2 separate regions of the Mus musculus genome follow, and region 2 is linked to region 1. The links are chromatin loops, found by intact Hi-C in ENCODE. Cell type or tissue: left cerebral cortex. All regions are shown on one strand. Links, peaks and the distances in the headings refer to the core of each region. The heading gives the core; the rest is flanking DNA. Region 1 holds the start of Adssl1 (adenylosuccinate synthetase like 1). Region 2 holds the start of Kif26a (kinesin family member 26A).

Evidence for each region. Hi-C counts contacts between places; a loop is a spot of excess contacts. Peaks named below come from ENCODE experiments on the same cell type or tissue, not always from the same donor. Only the 100,000 strongest peaks of a DNase experiment are listed, where the experiment ranks them.
Region 2: it touches region 1 in a loop (2.2-fold over the local background); 2 of 42 quality-filtered maps call a loop at or near these places.

What each region holds. Positions count from the first base shown.
Region 1 is chr12:112,616,756-112,627,453 of GRCm38, forward strand. Adssl1 (adenylosuccinate synthetase like 1) reads left to right here and starts at 3,292. Exons shown (of 13, transcript NM_007421.2): 1 at 3,292-3,555. The coding sequence starts at 3,364. In left cerebral cortex, for the core only: CTCF peaks have their summits at 7,223 (motif pointing left) and 10,534; DNase peaks (open chromatin) are centred at 2,751, 3,170, 3,365, 3,818 and 2 more places; H3K4me3 peaks cover 1,578 bases; H3K27ac peaks cover 2,916 bases.
Region 2 is chr12:112,139,310-112,150,007 of GRCm38, forward strand. It overlaps Kif26a (kinesin family member 26A), which reads left to right and starts at 6,899. Exons shown (of 16, transcript NM_001097621.1): 1 at 6,899-7,097; 2 at 7,405-7,647. The coding sequence starts at 7,056. In left cerebral cortex, for the core only: CTCF peaks have their summits at 1,123 (motif pointing left), 3,979 (motif pointing right), 6,052 (motif pointing right) and 7,198 (motif pointing left); DNase peaks (open chromatin) are centred at 1,115, 4,008, 5,342, 6,070 and 2 more places; H3K4me3 peaks cover 4,426 bases; H3K27ac peaks cover 1,089 bases.

The sequences.
Region 1 (10,698 bases), core at 2,699-10,698:
GTCAGTCAGCCGCAGCCTCCTTTCTCTGTGTAAACAGAGACTCAGCCACTCCCCAAGCATCTGCCGACGACGGTTCTCAAGCCCTGGGGAGGTGGTGGTGGGAAGGAGATGGGAACTAAGACCAGACAGGGGCAAGTGGCAGATGGCTCCACACTGTCATGGTGTGATGGCTAATTTGCATTGTGGGAACCTCACCCCGCACTCTGCAAACCTCTTCTGCCAGTCAAATGGCCGTGTGATGGCCAGCAACTATGATCAAAAAGGCTAAAGAGATGGCTCAGCGGTTCAGCACACCGGTTGCTCTTGCAGAGGACCCAGGTTGTATTCCCAGCACCCACATGGCAGATGGCAGCCATGCATAACTCCAGTCCTAAGGAGCCTGATGTCTTCTTCTGGCTTCTGTGAGCAACAAGAATGCATGCAGTCAAAACACGCATACACACACAAAAAAATTTCAAATTCATGATCCAGGTTTTCCACTACCGAAGAATCCCCTCGTACTCACAAGCATCTACTGTTCTGGCCCTAGCCCCACCATCTGGCTTTCTCTGGGTTTGCCCGTTCCAAGCATGCCATATAAATAGAGGTATTGAAACTGTGGCTGGCTGCTTCCGGTTGTTCTTGAGAGCCGTGGGGCAGCACTTCGCAGCTCACGGCTGAGTCACAGTGTGTCACCGGCTGGAGTGAGTTCCTTTTTCCCATTCAACAGCTTCTGTGTGGGGGACTCCATCTGAGGGTGTGTGAATGGTGCTAAGGGCGGGATAGGCCTGGTGTGAACCATTTATATCTCTGCCGTACACACCTAACCTGGGCTGCAGGCTGGGAGTAACTATAACTTTTTAAAAGACTTTCCCAAAGCTGCTACCTTATTCCCACCAGGGATACTTTTAATTTTTTTTAACTACTGGTGCGGGAGTGTGTTTGCCACCGCATTCATGTGGGGATCAGAGGACAACTTCTGAGAATTGTCCTCTCCTTCTGTGTGGACCCAGTGGAAGGGTGGCAAGTGCCTTTTACTATAAACAGTCTTGCTGGTTCCTTGGGCGATTGCTTCTGCAGCCTAGCTCTGTCAGCTCCATCTTCACACTCTGGAGTTCCCAGGTATTGAGTTGTGAACGGTCTGCACCTGGGGTGGAATGCCTACCTATCTCATCAGGCAAACCTGCAAGGTCAGCACTTCACCTGCCTGGGGAGGACGGAGAGCACTGCCTCCCCAGCCTTCCTCCCCATTGCTTTCTGGAAGTCGGCCTCGTGGCTAACAGACCTGGGAAAACCCAGCCCAGTGGCAGCTATGAAGCCCCTGGAACCTCCTTGCAAAGGCTCATGGGTGCCAGATCATGTGCATTGTCTGTGTGGCGGTGTCTCTTGATAACCCAGAGGGAACCATAGGTGGCGCTGTGCCTGCGTGCCCTCCCTCTAAGCCTATGCAAAGCTTAGCAGAAGTCACTTGTCTGAGGTCACACAGCTGCAAAGCCAGACTCCCCCCAAACTTAGCAGCTGCTACACTGCCCACCATCCCGGGCTGGGCTCACTGAGGGGGTGGGGGTGCTAATTCCGGCTGAGCCTTGTGACTGGCAGGGTCCCAGCTGTTGAGCCTGAGTGAAGCTGTTTTTAGAAAAGCCCTCCCCGTTCTATGTGGGCCCTTGGCTATTTATAGTCTCAGGCTTAGAAGCCTCAGTGCCCAGGACCCGTCTAAGCCCCCATAGTAGGTCCCTCTGAACCCTAAATACCTCTCACCAAGAACCCCTGGTTCCCCCCAGGAAAGGGAGCCAGGATTCCTTTCAGGCTTGCAGCAACACCTCCCAAGGGGACAAGGGCAAGCATTAAAGTGACCTGACCAAAGTGACATTCAACACTGGCATTCTTAAAGCATAATCTTTCTCACCTGGAGAAAAAGTTCATTGACCTGTGTAACATTCTGCCAGCCTCTCTCCTCCCTCAGTCCTCAGAAGCTGCTGTGCCCCCTACCCTTCCTCCTGTGACAACCCCCCCCATATTCTCCTGTTTACCCCTTGTCTCCGTTCCTGCATCAGCCTTCTCTGCCTGCTTTGCCTTCTGAGCACACCTTCCTGAAAGACCTTATCAGGGATTTCTGCCTGTCCCAGCCACTGCTCAGGAGATCTTGGCCTGAACCACTAACTCTAGATGCCACGTCTACTCGCTTGCCCCCTCCCCACTGTGGCACTGAGTGAGGTAGAGAAGGATATTGTAATCTGCACACAAAGACTGTAAGGCTCTTCTAAGAAGTAGTGTCCAGATCCGAGGCCCTGACTGCTTCAGCCATAGCAACTGAAGAGAGTGTCTATGTCCCTATGTGAAACAGAAGACACAGACCACCATGACCTGCACAGCCAGGGAGGGTAGCAGCAGTGTGGCTGAGGCTGACTGGGAATAGCCTCTCTTCCCCAAGCTGGGGGAGGGGGGGTGTCAGTCCCCCAGAGGGTGTGTCTAGTCTCACTGGTCTTGTGACAGTCCTGCGAACTGCCCCCAGGACAACTAGGAGCCTGACTGCTCTGTGAACCTGTCCCAGGGGTCAGTTAGCACACCCTGGAAGGACACGCACCAGTGGGGGGCTGGGGGGAGCATGCCACACAGGCCTCCCAGCCTCAGGACTTTCCCTTGTCCCTGTTTCCAGTCTGGACTGAGTGGCAGAAACCATCGACCCCGAGGTCTCTTGGAAAGTTGAATCCTCCTCTGCTCCTGTGTCCCTCAAGTTGCTCTGACCCCGAGCGGATGTGGGTACTTCATCTTACACTTGGCGCTGGGCTAGTAGCTAGCTACAGCCACCCAAGAGCTGCATATCCTGGGCCAGCAGGGGTGACTATGTGGCCTGGTGGAGAGAGATCGTCTTAGTTAAGGTGACTTTCTGGGCGGCTCTCAGGAGAACCGTTCCTGGTCCTGGACTCGAGGTTCAAGACGGGAAAACAGGTGATCCCGCAGGCAGATCCTCCAGATTAACGGCAAAGAAACATCTGTGGTTCTGCTTTTGTTAACCGCTCTCTTGCCCCGGAAAAAGCAGCCTCCTCCGCTGTTTGTGCAACCCCAAACCCTAGTCCTAGCAGGCCAGTGGGCAGGGGTAGAGTCCGGGTCGTGCAGCACTGGCACCTCTCACGTCCTAGGGTGTTCTGAGTCATCTGCTTGCCCAAGTCGTGTCGGGGCGTCTAGCACCCTAAGTGCGCGCCATCTGCAGCGACAGCGGCAGGGACAGGGAGCTGTGGCCGCAGGTCACCGAGGTGCGTCACCGCGTGCGCAGGACCCGCCCCCGGCCCGCCCCCCTCTCTAGGCGTCCGCATTTAATGGAGCGAGAGCTCTGGCGGCGGCGGGCTCTCGCTTGGCCCAGAGCAGCAGAGGAGCTAAGCCAGCATGTCCGGGACCCGAGCCTCCAACGACCGGCCCCCCGGCACAGGCGGAGTCAAGAGGGGGCGGCTGCAGCAGGAGGCGGCGGCGACAGGCTCCCGCGTGACCGTGGTGCTGGGCGCGCAGTGGGGGGACGAGGGCAAAGGCAAGGTGGTGGACCTGCTGGCCACGGACGCCGACATCGTCAGTCGCTGCCAGGTGCGGGCCAGGCGCCGAGTCCCTCCCTAACCTGCCCAGCGAGCCTCTCCCCTTCCCCGGGATCCGGACGAACCCCTTCCTCCTGTGCCCTGAGTGGGTCACAGCCTTTTGGATTCCTCCCTCCCAGGAGTACCTTCCCCACTGCCTAAGTCCTCCTTCCCACACACACCCTCTCACACAAAGCTCTTGGCCTCCCACCACCCACCCACCTCCTCCCCAGGGCAATGGCAGGAGCCCGAGCTAAAAATATAAGTCGCTGAGTTGAGGACATGGGATCCTCAGGGGTAGGGCGTTCCAGGGCGGTGATGGTGGGCCCTCCAGTGGGGAAAGCCCCAACGGGGTGGGTCGAGGTACCCTAAGATGCAGCAAAGGGTGAGAGCTGCTTTCTGAGAAGGGGGGTGTCCTCGGCGAGTCAGCCAGGCAGAGACAGGATGAAGATAGGTTTCTAACCTAGAGGAACGCAGGGTCAGGAGCCTAAAGCAGAGTTCAAAGGGGTCTGGCTGACATGGAGAAAGGAGGAGTCACAGATTTCCCGGGCAGGGTGTGACCCGGTGGCTGGTAGTGCTCAGAGAAGGCCAGAGACAGTCTTTGTGCCCTTGGCCAGCTGCAAAGTGCTCTGAGCACCCACATTTGTTCTGACTGACTCTGGACAGCGGGTGGGTACTCTCCTAGGGCTAGCTGCCTGCTCTCCTTAAGTCTCTGTGGTGTTGAGCTGCAGCTAACAGCCACACTGCCTCTGCGGTGCCATCCTCAGCACAGAGGGCTCGGTTTGAGGGAAGATACTCTGTGATACTGGGTTTGGAGCCACACTTATGGCTGCTGACCCAAATGAAGGTGGGAACACCTGCTGGAGTTCTGTCTCCCTGGTTCTGTGGCTTTCTTGCTGAGTTCCCGAGGACTCCTAGGAGGCCTCCGGAGGCATAGCTTGGTTCCCTGGGCCACATTTGCCCAGCTGGGGATGAGGATTTCTGGAAACTCTCTTAAGAATGAGGAGCTACCCTGCTCTCTCACCCTGTTCACCCCTCTCCCTTGAAGTCTCTAGGTCCTAAGGACAGACCTTGGGCCTCCTAAGCCCTACACCTTGCATGCATTGTCCAGCTATGTGTATGTAACTGGGATTTACTCCCAGCGGTCTGGAGTCCTGCTCTCCAGCGACCCAGCACCAAAGCCCCCACCCTTCCTCAGAGCCGTTTGCTCCTGTGGCGCCTACAGTCTTTCCACACAACTTGCTGGGTTTGGTCAGCACTGTCAGGGGTGAGCCTCGATGGTCCCAGGCTCCGTCTCCTTCTGCGGACACAGTTCTGGGTGAAGATGAGCTATCCCTGCTCTATGCCCAAGTCACCATGACAGATCCAGATCCCCATTTCTTGACAGGACATTCAAGGATCAGCACAGGGTCACAGTCACCCACTCAGAGGGGCTATCTCTCCCACCACCTGACCTCCCCAGCAGACCCAAACAGGTGTTCCCCTGAGGAATATGAGAATAGAGACATGTTTCTCTTCCAGTCTCTCGTGAACTAGCAAGTCAGGAGCCTCCCACAGAGCTCCTCTACAGGTTGGGAAACTGAGGCTCAGAAAAGTTGAAGAACCAAACTAACTGTTCCTTTGAGTCCCTTGAAGCCTTTATCATAAGCCAAGAGACCTGTCCTCTTTCCCCCCACTTCATGGACAAGGCAGAAGAGTCAGCCTTCCATCAAGCCCTCTGGAAATCAACTCCAGTCCTTTCCCTGAGTGCCCAGCCCCTGAGTCATTGCAAGCACTTGGTGACTACTCTGGTTTCCTGCACTTGTCCTTCCCCTTGGCGGGGACCTCTTTGCTTGCCTGTGGCCTCCCATATCTTCCCTGATCTTATGTGCCTATGGCCAGCCCTGTGTGATCAGAGGCTGGCAGGGTGGGGGGCTAGGTAAGTTGCCTCTGGCTTTGAATGGGTGCACGAACCAAATGAAGGCTCCAGAGGCCAAGCCCAAAGCCGTGCCAAAGGGCTGGCAAACACAAGAATGCAAATCAAGTGTCCCCCCTCTCCCCCAGTAAGTTCGCTACCTAAAAATGCTGTATAGCCAGCTAGGCTACCCGTTCCTTGGGCTTCTGGAGGGTGAGCTGTCCTACCACCTAACCCTTTGAGCCAATGGAGCCATCCTCCAGATCTGGCTTCCACACTTTTCCATGTCCACAGACACTTGTTGCTGGTCTCCACTACCCTGGGCTCTGACTCTGCCCAGCCCTGCCAGGTACCCTCATTTCTTGCTTTGCTACCTTGATTAATAGAGGGTGTATGGGTCAGAATGTAATGCTGAGTCCCTAGGAGCACCCCCAGCCAGCATCTCTGGCCTGGAGTCCAGCCTGCATTCTTCTTTCTCCCGGTGTCCCTGCTCTGATTCGGTCCATGCCCCACCCCTCCTGACACACAGTCAGTCTTCCTCTACCCTGCATCTCTGAGGCTGCTGGGGGCTGCATTGTCTTCCTCTCTGGTTCCTCTACTAAATCCACTCCTCACTCACCTCCAGGCAAGTCTTCCTGACCTCCTGCTCAGGGTCTCTCTTCCTCTCCCTTGGAGCCCCAGGCACCTCTGCCGAGGCTTCCACTTTCTGAGTCCTCCATGTTTCCTCCTCGGCCGCCTGACTGTCCAGCTGTGTCCAGATGTTCCTTCAGATGGGTCTGACGTACCTGTTACCTGAAGGGCATGCTGGCCACTATCTTCTCATGCATTCCATTGCTACTCTAGGCTCTCCCTTCTATGCCCACAGTAATCTTTCTCTGGGGCTGCTGTCGAGCTGAGCCTTGTGGAAGAGCTGGCCCCCAGGCAGTAGTAAATAGCCAGGGCTGTGACCACAAGGCTTCTCTAGTAGAGTGGCAAGTGGCACACTTAGAGCTGAGGTTCCATGCTGGGACCCTCCATGCAGTCTGCAGGCCCTCTGGCACTTTCCTCAAGGGATCATAATGGGAAACACGTGACCTTGGACCCCAGGCTGCTCAGGCAGCCTCTGGCGGGTGAGAGGAGCCACAGCCTTGTGCTGGGAATGTCTGGAGCTGATTCTAAAACCAGGTCTTCCTGTTCCTGCCCTTGTTGATGGCTTTGATGGCCAAGCAGTGTCTCCGGGACAGGACTCCAAGGGTCACATAGCCACACATCACCTTGGGAAGGATCTTTATATTCCTGCCCAGACCTGTTTCTCCCTATAAGGAAAGAAGCAAGTGAGTTGTATGTCTGTGAGCATGGACAGGAGCGGGACAGTGACTAGACGGTGGAGCTTGGGACATGTTAGTAACTAGGCTCAGTCCTGCAAGCACACAGGACATTCCACCCAAGGCCTGAGGGACAGCCAGCGCGTACAGAGGAGAGATATCGCTGTGGTGAGCAGAAACCCCTGCAGATGCTGAAGGAGCAGATGCTGAGGTGAAGCAGAGCAGAGGTGCAGGAGCCCTGGGAGCTAAATGCCTATTCCTCAGCTTGCCCCTTGTGTGCACAGCACATCGACACACATGTCACTTACACAGAGTCCTTCCCTGCTGTCTGTGAAGAGGCAGAGGTCTTAATTACCCAGGGGCCTCCTGGCTATCTCAGTCACCTCTCTGTACCCTACCAGGAACCTACAGATAATCAGGCCAGAATAGGAAGGCGATAGACTGGAAAGCAGGGGCCCAGAGCACCCCCTGGTGGAAGGCAAATGCCACAGCACCCTGTCCAGGGACCTGGAGGACAAAGATAGGGAGAGAATTAGGAAAGCCCCAGACATGTGCTGTGGGTACCCTGCATCCACACACAGGCTTCCTGGATGGAGGAGCCTAAGTAGGCAGGGTGGGGGTATCTATTCCAGGTCTCTGTCCAGCAGGGCCCTGGGACTGTCCTGAAAGGAGATACCGGGACACTAGTTGGTTACATCCAGTCCTGAGGTCCTCTGCGTTGCTTAGGGTCTTTGCACTGACAGGGCCCTGGGTAGTCCAAAGGAGCTGTGTCCAGATGGCCACAAGATGGGGTGACTGTAGGAAAATCATTGGAGCTTGTGGGTGGGATCTCAGGGCTGTGGGGGCAGGTGGGCTCTGCAGCTGTGTGTTAGGCATGGATAGGCAGAGGAAAGGAGTCTTGGTTTCTGCCGTGCATGTCCACAACCATTGCATATGCAGCCCAGCCAGAGGATGTCCCTACAGGGCCTGCACCCAGAACCCTTCCCTGCCTCACACGGAAGCTATGGGTCATAATTGCAGGGCAAAGCAGAGGTTGGGACCAAGTTGATCTGAAACAGGATCTCATTTGCTTTCGGCCCCTCTTTGTTTTCCAAAGACAAAAGTCTCTTGTCTTAAACTTCTGGACACCAGGGCCTGAGGGCTCTGGGTGACCAGCCAAGCTATTGAAGAGTGCTAGGGGGACTTTGATGCACACAAAGTCCTCAGAATTGTGCTGTGGTGAGAACCCTGAGAGGAGCCTGAATGTACCAAGTGGCGCTGCCGTGCCCAGCAGGCTCCTGGATGCCCCTGACCCTGGGCTCTGGTGTGAACCTCTGTGGTACAGATATCTTGAGGTATGTGCTTTGAGCTGTCCATGTAGCCGTTCCCTTTACCTGGTCTTGGTGTGCCTTGGGGTGACCATACCAAGGGTACTACTCCACGCCATTCACACTGTAAGTAGAGAGGAGCTACCCTTGTTGACGGGCCCCAAAGGCTGTGCCCAGGTGCCTGGTGTCTATCTGCAAACATAGGCAGCTGGTCATCTTCCGGTGGACCCCCAGGAAGGGGAGCCTGAGCAAGTACTTAGCTATGACATCACAGGTCCTCCTTAGTGTTCAGCAACCTATGGTCATGCTGACAGAAGGCCCCTACAATAGGGCAGGGTCACCGCAGGCCTTTGGGCTATCTCTGACACACTGGCCAGTGCTGCGTGGGCACTGCTAAACTCATCCTGGTACTGAGGGGTCAGTGAGATCCTGAATTCTACGATGCCCTAGAGCAGCCCGAGGCTGGCACACATCTTCATCCTCTAGAGCTGGAGTGGCGTAGGGAGTGTTTCCCCACCTGTGTAGAGCTCCGTAGGGCCCTCAGGAGCCTACCCACTCAAGGGGTTAATGAGCCTCCGAAACAGAGCTGACCTCTGCCTCTCCTCACCCAACCTCTTGCATGGGAGCCATGTCTAATCAGCTGTACTGGGCAGGTCTAAATGTCCCACAATCCTTTACAGAGGTTGGCGACTCTCATCGTGCCCAGATCCGATTGAATGTCTGGTCTGGGTTAGTAAAGTCAAAGAAATGTGCGCATGCACATGCGCGCGTGCGTGTGTGTGCGTGTATGTGTGTGTGTGTGTGTGTGTGTGTGTGTGTGTGTGTGTGTGTGTGTGTGTGTGTGTGTCGGCGTGGGGTAGAGGGGCTCCTGCTTCCATCTCTACCAACTGTCCCTGTGCTTCTGGTCAGTCTAAGATCTCAATGAGAAGAGGGAGACTGTGACCCTGAGGCCCCACAGGGTTGCTGGAAGCCCAGTGTCCTGGAATGACGTATGCCTTAGCAATGGCCTGTGCCGGATGCCTGGGCATTGCAGTGGGCTCTGGCCCTGAGGTCATCTGATATCTATTGGCCCATGGTACTCAAGCTTGTTCCTAGGCACCTGTGTTTACCCTCAACACAGACAGGCGGGTGCTTGCTGTCTGTGTCCCCAAGCCAGCTGACGTGGCCCTGGGCACTCAAAGAGAAGGTGGGAAAGAGTACCCCTCCTGGGGTGTCTGGGTTCCATGGACCTAGCCACACAGTGGAAGGCAGGTTGGCACCTTGCTGTCCCTGGAGGCCTGCCAGCCCAAGCAGAGCTCAGCCATCTACTCTCTGCTATAAGCCCGTCTTCTCTTGGGACCTCAGTTTCCATATCTGTTCTTGGAGACCATCTTGACTGCCTCAGGCAGGAAACATGACTGTGAGTGTTCACATATTTGGGGAATTGAAAGGCGGCGGCAATTCTGCACCTGCTGTGGCCAAGCCAAGCATGGATACAGTCTTGGAACCCAAGTCTTGCCACGGTCCCTCATGGGACATGGGCTTGTCCCATGCTGATGGTGTGACTTTACAAGCCTAGGGGCAGGACACAGGCATCTGTTGTGCCTAACTGATGGCAAGTTCAAAGCCAGAGCTGCAGGAGGCTCCCTCAGTTCCCACTTCCTTCATGTCCCCGCCCACAAATACTCTCTCCTTCCCACTAGTCCCTCTGGGCCTCTTCTTAGGCAGTTTCCCTTCCAGCACAACACCTGTCCTGCTCTGTGTCATTTCTCCTGCTCCATGGGCAGCCCAGGGTCACAGAGGTTGTAAGGACAGACTGCCTGCTACCTCCAGGTTTCCCAAGGAGGTAACCTCCTGTGCCTGGAGCCACCCCAAGAATCAAGAGCTCCCTGCAAGTCTTGTTAAGCCGGGGAGCCTCCCGGACAGTCCCCGCCCTTTACACAGCAAAAGGCTCCAGCAGAATTGTTTCAGAGGCTTCGGGACAGACTGCATAGCATGCCTTCTCTAATAGTTGGTTGTCTGGGGTCCACGCCATGAAGTTGGCCTCTAGCTGACCCATCTCTGTCAACTACATGATAATAAGCCCCACAGAGGGCAGGCAAGGAACAGGAAACTTAGGCATACAGGTCTGGGGCCTTCTCTTAAAACTCTTGGAAAGTGAAGTCCTTGGAGGGAGAGCCCCTTACCCAGGCTCTCAGCATCAGTATCATCTGCCGCCTACCTCAGCAGGAGCTGGGAGATGTGATCCTTCATATCCCCGTGCTTAGGGGTGTCATGAAAGGAGGTGAACCTTCACTGAGGGTCCTACTTTAGTAGGCAAGGGAAAGATGTGTGGAGCTGAGGTGTCTCAGCTCCATCAGCAAGGTAAACAAAAGTGTCGTGTGCCTGGCCTGTCTGTCTTCTGGGGCAGGGAGGGGAACTGGAGCTGAGGGTCCCTAAACTACAGTGAGCACAGCTGCTCTCCATTGTAGTTAGGGGCACCACAGCGCTGTCTGCAGGTGGGATTTGGTACTACAGGCCGTAACTCTCAACGTGTGGGTTGATCCCTTTGGGGGGTCACATATCAGATGCCTGGCCTATCAGACATTTACATTATGATTCATAACAGTAAAAAAATATACTTATGAAGTAACAACAAAATAATTTTATGGTTGGGGGTCACTACAACATAA
Region 2 (10,698 bases), core at 1,062-9,061, 480 kb before region 1:
TTTGGGAAATCTCTTTGATCTTATTTGTTAATTAACATTAATTTACTTTTTGTGTATGAATGTTTTACCTGCATGTCTGTATGTGATACACACATATTCACACAGGTTGGAAGAGGGCTCCCTCTCTTCTCCCTCACCTCTGCTATTGTATATTTATTAGCCAGATGCATTGTACTTGCTCTGTGAATTGTGTCTGTGTTTACATTGATGGAGTCCAGCATCACGGCTTCATCCAGGACTAGCTGGTGGAGCCACGGGGAATCCCAGCCCCCAGGGGTCTGATTACCCTCGATGTGATCAGTGGTGCTGCCTGGATCCCTCAGTCCACTTTTACCCATGCAGCCATCAGCTCAGGCTCCCGCCACTCTCTAGAACACTGATACCACCAAACGCCCATACTCAAAGTCACAGTTTCAAGGCTGCCTTCACACCTAGCCATAGAGAGCTCCCTGAAGTAGTGGCACCCAGTAGGGTGCTGTAGGGAACAGTAGGCTCAGTGCTGAGATCTTTGGGTGACACATCTGTGCTAGGAATTCTTTCCTTTTTTTTTTTAAGATTTATTTATTTTATGTATGTGAGTACATACGCTGTTGCTGTCTTCAGACACACACCAGAAGAGGGAGTCAGATCTCATTACAGATTGTTGTGAGCCACCGTGTGGTTGCTGGGAATTGACCTCAGGACCTCTGGAAGAGCAGACAGTGCTTTTAACTGCTGAGCCATCTCTCCAGCCCCTGTGCTAGGACTTGCTAAAGGTTTCCAAGTTGCGCCCTCAGTCAACATTCCTGGACAGCCAAGGACTCTGACCACTATGTGTCCTTTTCCACTGGACACTGCCCATTCAAAGACGGAAGCTAAGCCCAGATTTGGAGTAGGGAGGGACACAGGAAGGAAGTCAGAGGTCTTGGGTCGGTGGGTGCCAAGCCCTGTTAGGTGTGTGTAGGAGGTATCAGGGCTGGTGGCAGGAGTCTTGGGGTCTGTGCTTTGAAGCATCTCACCCTGTCAGGTACACAGAACAATCTTCTTCTCATAGGTCCTCAGTTTCTCTATCCACATAAGAGAGATCAAGTGATCTTTGGTTCCTTGCCATAAGGACTGTGGCCAAGCGGCGCCATCTGCTGGCCTTAAGCACAACGGCATGGTGTTGTGTGGCCTGGGCTTGTAGTGCGGGAGGCTGGAATATGAAGATGAAGGGGGAGGCTGAACTGCAGAAGGGGTTCAGGTCCTGCAGGATGGCTGGGGACTGCAATTTTGGATGGAGTTTCAAGAGAAACTCTCAGAATCTCTATCAGGGCCAGCAGTCTCGTCAGGTGAGGCTGGAGGGCCCAGGCTCTCCCTTATAGCTGTGCAGGGGACTGGTTGGGCAGGTGGGGGGCATTTAGCACCACATGCTTCACCAGGGTCTAGCACTGCAGGCATGCCTGGGGTGGGACTGGTACAAAGCCAGAACCCGGGAACCCCGGTATTTCTCAATTTTGTCAGCTTCTCCTCTACTTGAGGCCTTGGGAAAGAGCACAGGACGTCCTGCCATTTTGAGCTGACTTTATGATAGGTGACTGACATTCAAAAAGAGAGAAGTTTAATTTGTGGTAAATGATAAGGAAGAAAACGGAAGCACAGGAGGGGGCTGGGAGGCTCTGTCATGGCTGCGAATTTTAGGCAAGGAAGGCCTAAATTTAGCCAAGGCATCATTCCAGGGCAACCTGGAGAAAAAAAGGGCCAGCATTGTCTGTGAGAAGAGCTCCCAACTAGCCTGCTACAACAGCAGAGCAGAGCCTCCTCTGCGAGCAGCAAGGAAGCCCACGAGGGTGGGTCTGAGTCAGTCATTGTCAGAGAGGGGTGCCTGGCCGTGGGAACCATGGGAAGCAGAGAAGGGTGTGTGTGACCCGTCTGACATCTCTATGTTCTCCCGCTGTGTTCGCAGAGACAGAACAATGAATGCATGGCCTCCAGTTGGATATTGGAGAGGCAGTAGCTAGGACACACAGGTGTAAGGCATCAGTCTGTGGTCGTGTAGCCTTAGGAAGGAGAAGACAGTAGGGACAGGGGGGTCTAGATGGGTGAAATGTCCAAGTGTTAGGTGAGTTGGGGTGAGTTAATCCAGAGCAAATTCTAAAGGCAGAGAGACTGCTTCACGCACCCCTTGCTTCTTGGAGGTGGGCGCTGGCCAGGGTGCTGAAGCCATGTGTCTGCTGCCTTCCCAAGGGCTGGGTCTGAGCACCTAGTGGAAAGAGTAGGATAATTGAGTGGAGAAGGAGGGGTGGGGCCAGTGACCAGCAGGGGTCTGCATACCACACCACAGCGGTGGTCTGACCACAGTGGTCTTTCTGACATGTCTTCCTACCGGCCCTGGCCACCGCAGAGCTGACCACCCTCCACTTGTTTCTGTTCCATCCCCTTTGCAGGACACACTCAGGTTAGAGGTTAGCCCTTTACCACACTGCTGCTCTCCAGAGACCAGGCCCCGGGGACAAAGGAATCAGGAGACATCGAGACTCGTTGCTCACATCCCAGACTCCGTCCACCCAGCAAAAGGCTTTGTCTCTGAGTCCAGCTTCCTCATCTGTGAAACGGAGATCGAAAGGCACCTTTTCTAGCATCATGGTCAGGAAAAAGGAGCGAAGGTTGTTATGTAGGTGGCGCATGTCCATACACATGCCTCTGTCCCAGTGAGCTGCCAGGTATGCAGAACTGAGGGACGGTCGAAAGTGCTCTGGGAATGAGAGAGAGGCAGACTTCCCCTGTCCCATCACTCTCAAAAGGCTGAGGTTTTTCTTGCTGAATGAGATTCTGGGCTCATGGACTCAGACCCCTTAAATGCTACCAGTCTGGACCACCTACTCTTTTCCAGTATTTTTATCAACTACTCAAACTAGTGATCAAAACAATCCACAAAGTTATCTGGGCATGGAGGTGCACGTGTTTAACCTCGGCCCTTGGGAAGCAGAGGCAGGCAGATCTCAGTTGATTTCAAGGCCAGCCTGGTTTACGTGGTAAAGCGTCAGGTCAGCCAGGGCTATCTAGTGAACCCCCAAAACCTCAAAACAAACAAATCTCAATGACAAACTAAACAGATCCCCCCCCCCACACAATAGCATTAAATAAAGCGAAGGCCACTCCCTGGTCTCCCCCAGGAGCAGAGCTGAAGCCACACTGTCTAATGCTATGCTGTCCACAGAGCCCCTATTCCTATATGAGGTTCTAGGATTTGGCCATGTTACATGCTCTGCCTGGACTGCATTTCCTAGTGCCCATCTGGGAGCTGGTCTAGATGCCTGCCTACCAGTTGCCAGCTGCAAGTAGGTGCCTTTTCTCTTAAAGGTCTGAAGGGTGGGAGTGGAGTTGCTGGACTCTATTACGTCAAAGTGCCTCCCAGGGAAGGGGGCACCACCAGCAGGTTGTGAGGTCCAGAGCCCCGCATGCTCATTGCGAGAACATGACCACTGCAGCCTTCCTGAAATATCTTGTGTGTGGCCTGATTGGAAGCTGGGCTCTGGCAATTAATCCTGTGGAGGCTCCACTCAATTGCAGGAGGTTTTTCTGTTTAGTTCCCTTGGCCTAGATTTCCCTGGGGACAGCTCTGCCCAGACCTCGACCTGGTAAATGAAACGTTAAAAAAAAAAAAATCCTTACAATGACTTTAATCAATCCACAGAGGTGGTGGATGGCCTCCTCCCGAGATTCAGGGGCTTGGAGGGGACTGAATGGGGGGGCGGGTGAAGACAGGAGTGGTTTTTCTGAGAGGAAGCTTGATGTCCTATTGGAGCCTAGGCTCCGGATCTGGAGCTGAGAGGAGGGGCTCCGTTCCCTTTAATGGCTTGTCTTGGTCTCTGTCCCAGACTGTGAATGGCCACTGCAGTAGAAGGGTCCATGGCCCCTCTTGTTCCTTTCCAGTTTAGAAGCCCGGCAGACTAGAGTTGGAAGCAGAACCACAGGGTCCCTGGCCTGTCAGGCTGAGACACTGATCTCTAGTTGCCACAGGGGGGCGTCAAGCAAGGGACTCCAGCGCTGAAGGAGCAGAGATGAAGAGATTCCAAGGTTCTCCAGAGTGGAGTGTGGAGGGGATCGGGAGTCTCAGCAGCCCAGCCTGGCCTCTAAAGATGTCTCCTTCTCCGATACCCTCTACCTCTAAAGACTTGGGGGGCGGGGTTAGGTTATTTAGGCAACCCCTTCTCTCCCGGACTGATCCTCCGCCCAGACCTTGTGATCTCACCCCGTGCTACCCCCCATGCCCAAGGCTTTAGAGTGCCAGTTTGTGTCCAAGCAAAGCCTCGCTGCAAACCTGGGGAGAGAGGGTTCCTAAACACTGCCCCAGGGGTAAGTGCTTTGGAGCACGTGCAGTGTTGGGAGCACCGGGTTATCTGCCTCCCCAAGTCTGTCTGTCTGTCTGTCTTTTTCTTTTCTTCAGACCGGACCCTAAGATGCCTAGGACAGCATAGGGTGAAGCTGGAAAGATGCCCCTTATCTGCAGAGGTTTCCAGGAGCCCAACTTGGTTGCGGTGTCCCTTCCTGGTGGCAGTGCCCACTGCAAAAAGTCCTGGTGTCTTGGGACGCGGAAGGCGGATAGGTGCAGACCTAGCGGGATCCTGGTCCCCCATTCTCTTCTACACACCTCTCCCCAACTCGGGTCCGCGTGTCCGGCTCGCCGCCCGGGCTGAGGGGGCGCTGTCGGCGCGGGCGGGCGGGGCTGTCAGCGCGGGCGCTCGGCGCGGAGCAAGCGCAGGGCTGGGGGGGCGCCGGCCGCCGAGTACTGGGGGCCTGGTGGGCGGCGGGCGCCGTGCGGGGCTCGGCGACGGCGGGCGCGCGGCCAGGGTGCGCGCGGGAGGGGTGGTTACGGCGGCGGCGGGAGACGCTCGAGGACGCTGCCCACGGTCCACTCCTCCATGGCGCTGCCGGGGTCCCCCGAGCCGCCCCGCGGCGCGCCCCGAAAGGTTCCAAGCCTGCTAGAGATGGGGTCGCTCTGCCTGGACTCAGACATCATCCTGGGTTTCACCAGTCACCTCCTGCGGCGGCGAGGCAAGGTGAGAGCTCGCGGGGCCGGGCTGGCAGTGGTGACGCCGTCCCGCGACTTTGCTGCGCAGCACCGCGAAAACGCGGCAGGTCCCGGGCGGAGACCTGTATCTGCACTTTCCCGAGCTGATGCCGCTTGATTCTCCCTCTCTAGTCGAGGCTACGCTGGAACCCGAGCCTTGAGCAGCGATCTTCCACGGAGGAGAGCGTAGCGCAGAGATCGCGGTTATCTCACCTTGCAGGGATGGGCGAGGAAAAAGCCTAGGGGGAGGTGATCTGAGTTCTGAGATCATTCTGGTTGCTTGGTGCATCCCGGGGTCTTGTGGAGCTGTGTTTTTGTGTCCTCTGGGAACTCGAACGTAGAGTATGCTTCCCGAAGAACCGCGCTGGTGCGGGGAAGTGAAGTTGCGGGTGTGGCCCATCATGAGCGCAGGCCCTGGGTTCCGGGTGATGCTTCTCGGTGTGCGTGTGAGGAGTATGTGTGCGTGTGTGTAAGTCGATAACAATGTATGAGCCTCCTGGGCCCCGGGTGTTTGTTTCAGTGCGGTAGAGGGGCGGGCGGGGTGACGCTGTTTGTAGTGCTTGCAGGGGTGGACTGAGGAGGGTGGTGCCTGAGGCTACCCGGATCCCATGGTGGGCCGTCGCCTGCCTGTCTTCCCTTCGCAAGGCTGAGAAGGGCCTGGAGGCTTGGGGGTTGCAGAAAGTGGGGAGCCCGTTCCCAGTTTATTCATGACTTCCTGTCGTGTTTACAGACTCTTTTAAGTCGTAGATGACCTGGAAAACCGGATCTTCATCCCACTCTTGGCCAATAGTGCGTAGGAGTGGAGGGCTAAGTAAGCAGGGTCCAGGTGGGGAAAGGAGAGGTCGTTTGACAGACCTTATACCGTGCGAAGGTCTGACTGCTCTGGGGATGTCCGACCAGGGTCTTTCCTTGAATCACCCTGGCTCAGCTGTCCTAAGTCTCAGCCTCAAGCGGAAAGCTCTGCGCTCAGAACGCGTGGTGTCCTGTCTCTGCGCCCTCGAAACCTGTGCTCACTACGGCCGGCAGGTGGCGCTTGTGTCACGGGGAGCCACGCCGCAGATCCCGCCTGGCTCCTATCTGGGGTTTCGGGTTGATCCAGAGCTTGGGCCGGAGTCCCCCGCGACCTCAGAAGGTGGTGACATTTGGGGTCTGACTTGGGCGAGAGCAACAACTGGTCGCTGGGGAAGGAGGGAGACCTCCGGGTCGGAGACAAACAGGCAATTAATTCCGGAGCTAACTCCCCATCTGCCAGGCCGGCAGACAACAGGTCCGGCACACCCCCAGGGCCAAGCCGCAGCGCTTCCTCCCACTTCGCAGGCGGCTCAGTGTGCAATCCATTTTAAGGCACAGGCGCGGCTGCAAGGACACTTCGAGACAGTTCGTAGCCCCTCACTGCACTTCTTGAAACACGACCCTCATCCATGAGAGACAGTTGGCGCCAAAGCATGGCCAGACACACTCAAGTGCTCTGGGTGTTCTGGGGAAGCCGTTGGCCCGGGTCCAGCCCCTTTCATTACCCCCCATCCCCCCACCCCCACCCGCTTTCGTGCTGTGCGATCTTGGGCAAAAGCTTCAGTTTTCCCGCTCGCAAAGTGATGAGAGTGTTGGGTGCCTCCCAGGAGGCGCACTCCATCCTCGCTCAGGAGAGACAGAGGCGCATGCGTGCGCGTAACTTGTGTCTCGGCAGCCCCCACCGCCCCTCCCGCATCAACACTCAACTAACAGGTTGGGGGTCCTAGCAGTAGGCGGGGCCGCAAGGAGGAGCGGGACCCCCGCCCACTTGGCTCTGCTCAGGATGGGGGCGGCGCTCTGGCGTCCCGCCCCCTTCCCTCCCCCTACAAGCTTTGGCCCGCCCCCGCCCAGCCTGTCCCGGAGCAAGCCGGTCGCGTCCACAGCGTGCTCTCCGCCACTCGCCTGCTCTGCCAACTTCAGAGCAGCAGGCCTGGCCATGGGGGTGCCCCTGGGCCGGATCACGTAGCCACTGTACCCCGAGAGCCAACGTATCCCTTCCTGCGACCGTGCCATGGTCGGCCGCGGCGCCTCCTTGTGTGCGGTGCAGCCCGCGGTACGCAAGGCCCTGCTAGGAGCGGGCGGCTGGGCTCGACGGGCACCGGGTTCAGAGCCCAGGACAACGATGATGCTAGCGGGGTGTACAGCGCCCTCTAGGGGTGGGGCGCGGAGCGGGACGGGGCCCCGAGCGTCGGGCTGGGGCTTCTTCTTCAGGGACTCCTGGCGTTGCATCCAGGGCCCTAACTTTTGTGCGAGCGTGGCTTTAGGGGCGTGAGCGACTGGGTCTGGAGTCGGCCGCGTGGAGTCCCGCAGTGGCGCCGCGCGAAGGTTTGGGCTTACTGTCCCATCTCCAACCCCCGCAGGTGGCTGAGTGCGGCCCGGCTCGAGAGACCCCGCCACTTGAGGTATCCCCGCGCAAGAGGCTGCCCGCCGGGCTCGATCAAGACCCATGCAGCAGCCGCCCTGCTCCGGAGGGCGCCGGGGCCAGCGCTGAGCAGAGCCACTCGGCCGGTGGGGGCGGGTGGTGCCGCCACTGCCACACGAAGCTCGTGGAGCTAAAACGACAGGCGTGGAAGTTGGTCAGCGGGCCCGGGACTCCTCTCCGGGTAAGTGACCCCTCTTCAGGCCATATCTCAAACAGGGAAGGGCTGGAACTTGGGAATCTTTGGGGCTGGGGCTTGGAGCGTGGCGAGTTCATCGTGCCCCCACCCCCACCCCGTGCCATAGTCTGCAAGAGTGTGTGTTGGTGCACCTCACCCTAGGAGGCCTGCTGCGTGTCATAGGGGGTTGGGTAAATTTCTTTCCTAGCCACAGATGTCCCACAGCTGGAATCAGTCTGTGTTTGGGAGGGGTAGAAAAGGGGAAGACGGGACCTCACTCCCAGGGCAGGGCTTGTCATGGTGAGGCACTTTGGGCATCTGGACATTGGCATGCCTGTATAGAGAGGGCATAAAAGGTGAGAGAGTGGGCCCCTTTCTGCACCCGGGGGCCGTGCATCATTGTCCCATACCTACTCAGTGTCTGTTATGGGCCTGTGCCCTGCCCTGGCTCTCTGCCTCTGGGGCCCAGGCCTTCCGTGTGGGTAATGACTCTTGAGCCTCGGGGTTTCCCAGGCTGCAGCATGGCAGGCAGGCGCTGGTGGGAGAGGAGTCTACTGGGCTTTCCGGCCAGTCTTGCCAGGCATGTAAAGAACTGGAGTATTGTTCCAGGGAACAATGGTCTCTGGAAGTGTGCAATGCAGGGGTGTGGGGGGTCTCCACAGGAAGCTGCTTCTAACCTTCAGCCTTGGTGAACAGTCCTTGGGAAGCGCCTGTAGTCCCCATCCTGTCCCAGTACCTCTAAGGAGTGCTGTGGTTAGGAGGAGACCCTGGGTTTCCTTTGGGTTGGGTCAGATATGGTGGATGCCAGTCAGGTGTGTCTATGCTGGGCTCCTTTCCAGGTCCCCTGGCTTGTCTGTGGCGGGGATGTTAACAGCCTCTCAGACCAGCTAGATCTGTGGACCCGAATGGGATGGGATGGCTGACCATGGGTGTTGTTTGGCTTTTGCCAATGGCCTTTGCTGAGCCCTGGATCTTAGAAAGCCTTGAGGATCTCAGAGAGGGTCCTTGGGATATTCTCCCGAGGTCCTTCAGGAAGCAAGCTGATCTAGGAGCCGAGCTGCCTCCCCCTCTGACTGTGCTGCCGCCCAGGACCTGGCCGACTGGATGGAGTCCTAGTAAAGGAAAAGCTGCGGTCATAGTAGTGAACTGGTGGGGTTGGGGGCCGTCAATGGAGGTCTGTGGTCTCCTGCACACACTGCTGCCCCTCTCCACGTTCCTGTGTGTGGCTTTTGGCGTAAGCTGCTCCTCCGCCCTACCAGTTAAGGCTTACTTGACCTTGCCTGGCCCTGGTGGTGGGCAAACCAGGGTCCTGGCCAAGGGTTTGTGTGGCTTTGAGCATCTTATCTACTATGTGTTTTGTCTTGTTTCACGAGGAAGCTTCAGTCTGTCCTGGGAATGCTGTCTAACCTGTGGGGTGCTGTGCTCAGGATAGGAAGGCTTTGCTCTGGAAAGAATCGAATGCCCTGTGGCACACGGGTACTGCTGGGGTGTTGCCAGTGTGGGCCACAGGGAACTGCAACCATAGCCCTTGATTGACCACTGTGTACACACACACACACACACACACACACACACACACACACACAGAGTCTGCTTTTGAGGTAAGGGGGGATCTCTCTGGAGGGCAGATGGGGGACACGGTGATCATCACTGTGGGTGGTCTTTGGTAGCTCTATTCTCCAAGGCCAAGGCAATGCTAAGAATTTAGGGTGGAGAGCTAGGATCCTCCAAGGGGATCTACCTCTTAATTCATTGTGGGAGCAGGAACTCTCCCGTGAAGATAGCACTTTACAGCTTGTAGGGAAGTCTACCTGATTCTCACAGCTTATCTTTGTGGGGGCTGCTGGATGGAGGTTGAAGCTGGGACCCTGGGCGGGTGGTTAGAGCCCTGGGCTTGGGGACCCATGTCTAATCTCAGCATAAGAAGGAGGTGTAGGGGCAAGGAGACAGCCTGGTAGCATTCTATGCCTGTGAAAAACTTACCACCATTAACTTCTGGCCTACCTTTCTCCTAGCAGACACCCTCCTGGCAGGGTCTCTTAGAGCCCTTGGCTGGTCTCCTCCTCTGTGACACTAGTCACCTGTTGCCTGCCTTGCATGCATGTAGGGAAGCTCTGGTTCTGAGGTGGGCTTGAGGGTCACCCTCGTTCTGGACCTTTGGGTACTCATGGCTGTTGGATGCTGTAATTGGAGCCCACCTGGCCATCACCCTGCTGGGGTCCCTTTCACGTATTCCTGTCCATGAGATCTGTTTGGGAATTGTGGCATAGCACCTTCCACCAAAGAGCCAAAGCCCAGGTCTTTCTTTATTCTGCTGTCTGAGTGCCTGAGCCCCATCTTTTCTGTGTCTAGTCTGCTATGGTGAAGAAGTCATAGGTTCCAGCAGACCCTCCCTTTACCTCTATCCTAGTCCAGGGTTCTGGTCGCAAGCAGTAGCTTTGCCAGGGCAGGCGGATTAGTCGTGAGTAAGTGCTTGTTAAACAGCCGAATGGCTAGACTTTCCTTTCAGGCCTCATGCACGGTCACCCCAAAGGCTGCTGGGCTGGATTCTGTCTGTGTGTCCCCTAAGGTGACGGTCCCAGAGGAGGATAGCCCTTCTTCCCTACAAAGGAAGTTTGGCTGTTGCTTAGGGGCCACCCCAGATGATGCCCCAAGAGTCACTCAGAGGTGGTGACTCCTCCTGGCCCAGTGGTTCTTTGGTTGTCAATACTGGAGCCGAATTGATGATTCCCCAATGGGAAAATGATCGACTCTCATTTAGGTCTTGCAGGGCTCCTCCTCATGGACCCAGAGTTTCATCCTCCTGCCTCCTGAGGCCTTTGTTTCTTTGCTGCAGCCTCTGCCTGCCTGAGTGGAGCTGTGCACAAGGCTGCCAAAGGCTGAATCTTTTGGTGCTGGTCCCTCTATCGCTCCCATTCCCATGGAGCCTCCAGATCCACAGGAGACAGCCCTTGAGGGTCAGGGTCAGGGCCTGGAGCCTTCCTGCCATCCCTGTGATTTGGCATCAGGGACTTGGTATGTCCTCATTCTGTCTTGACACCATTTGTGGGCATGTCT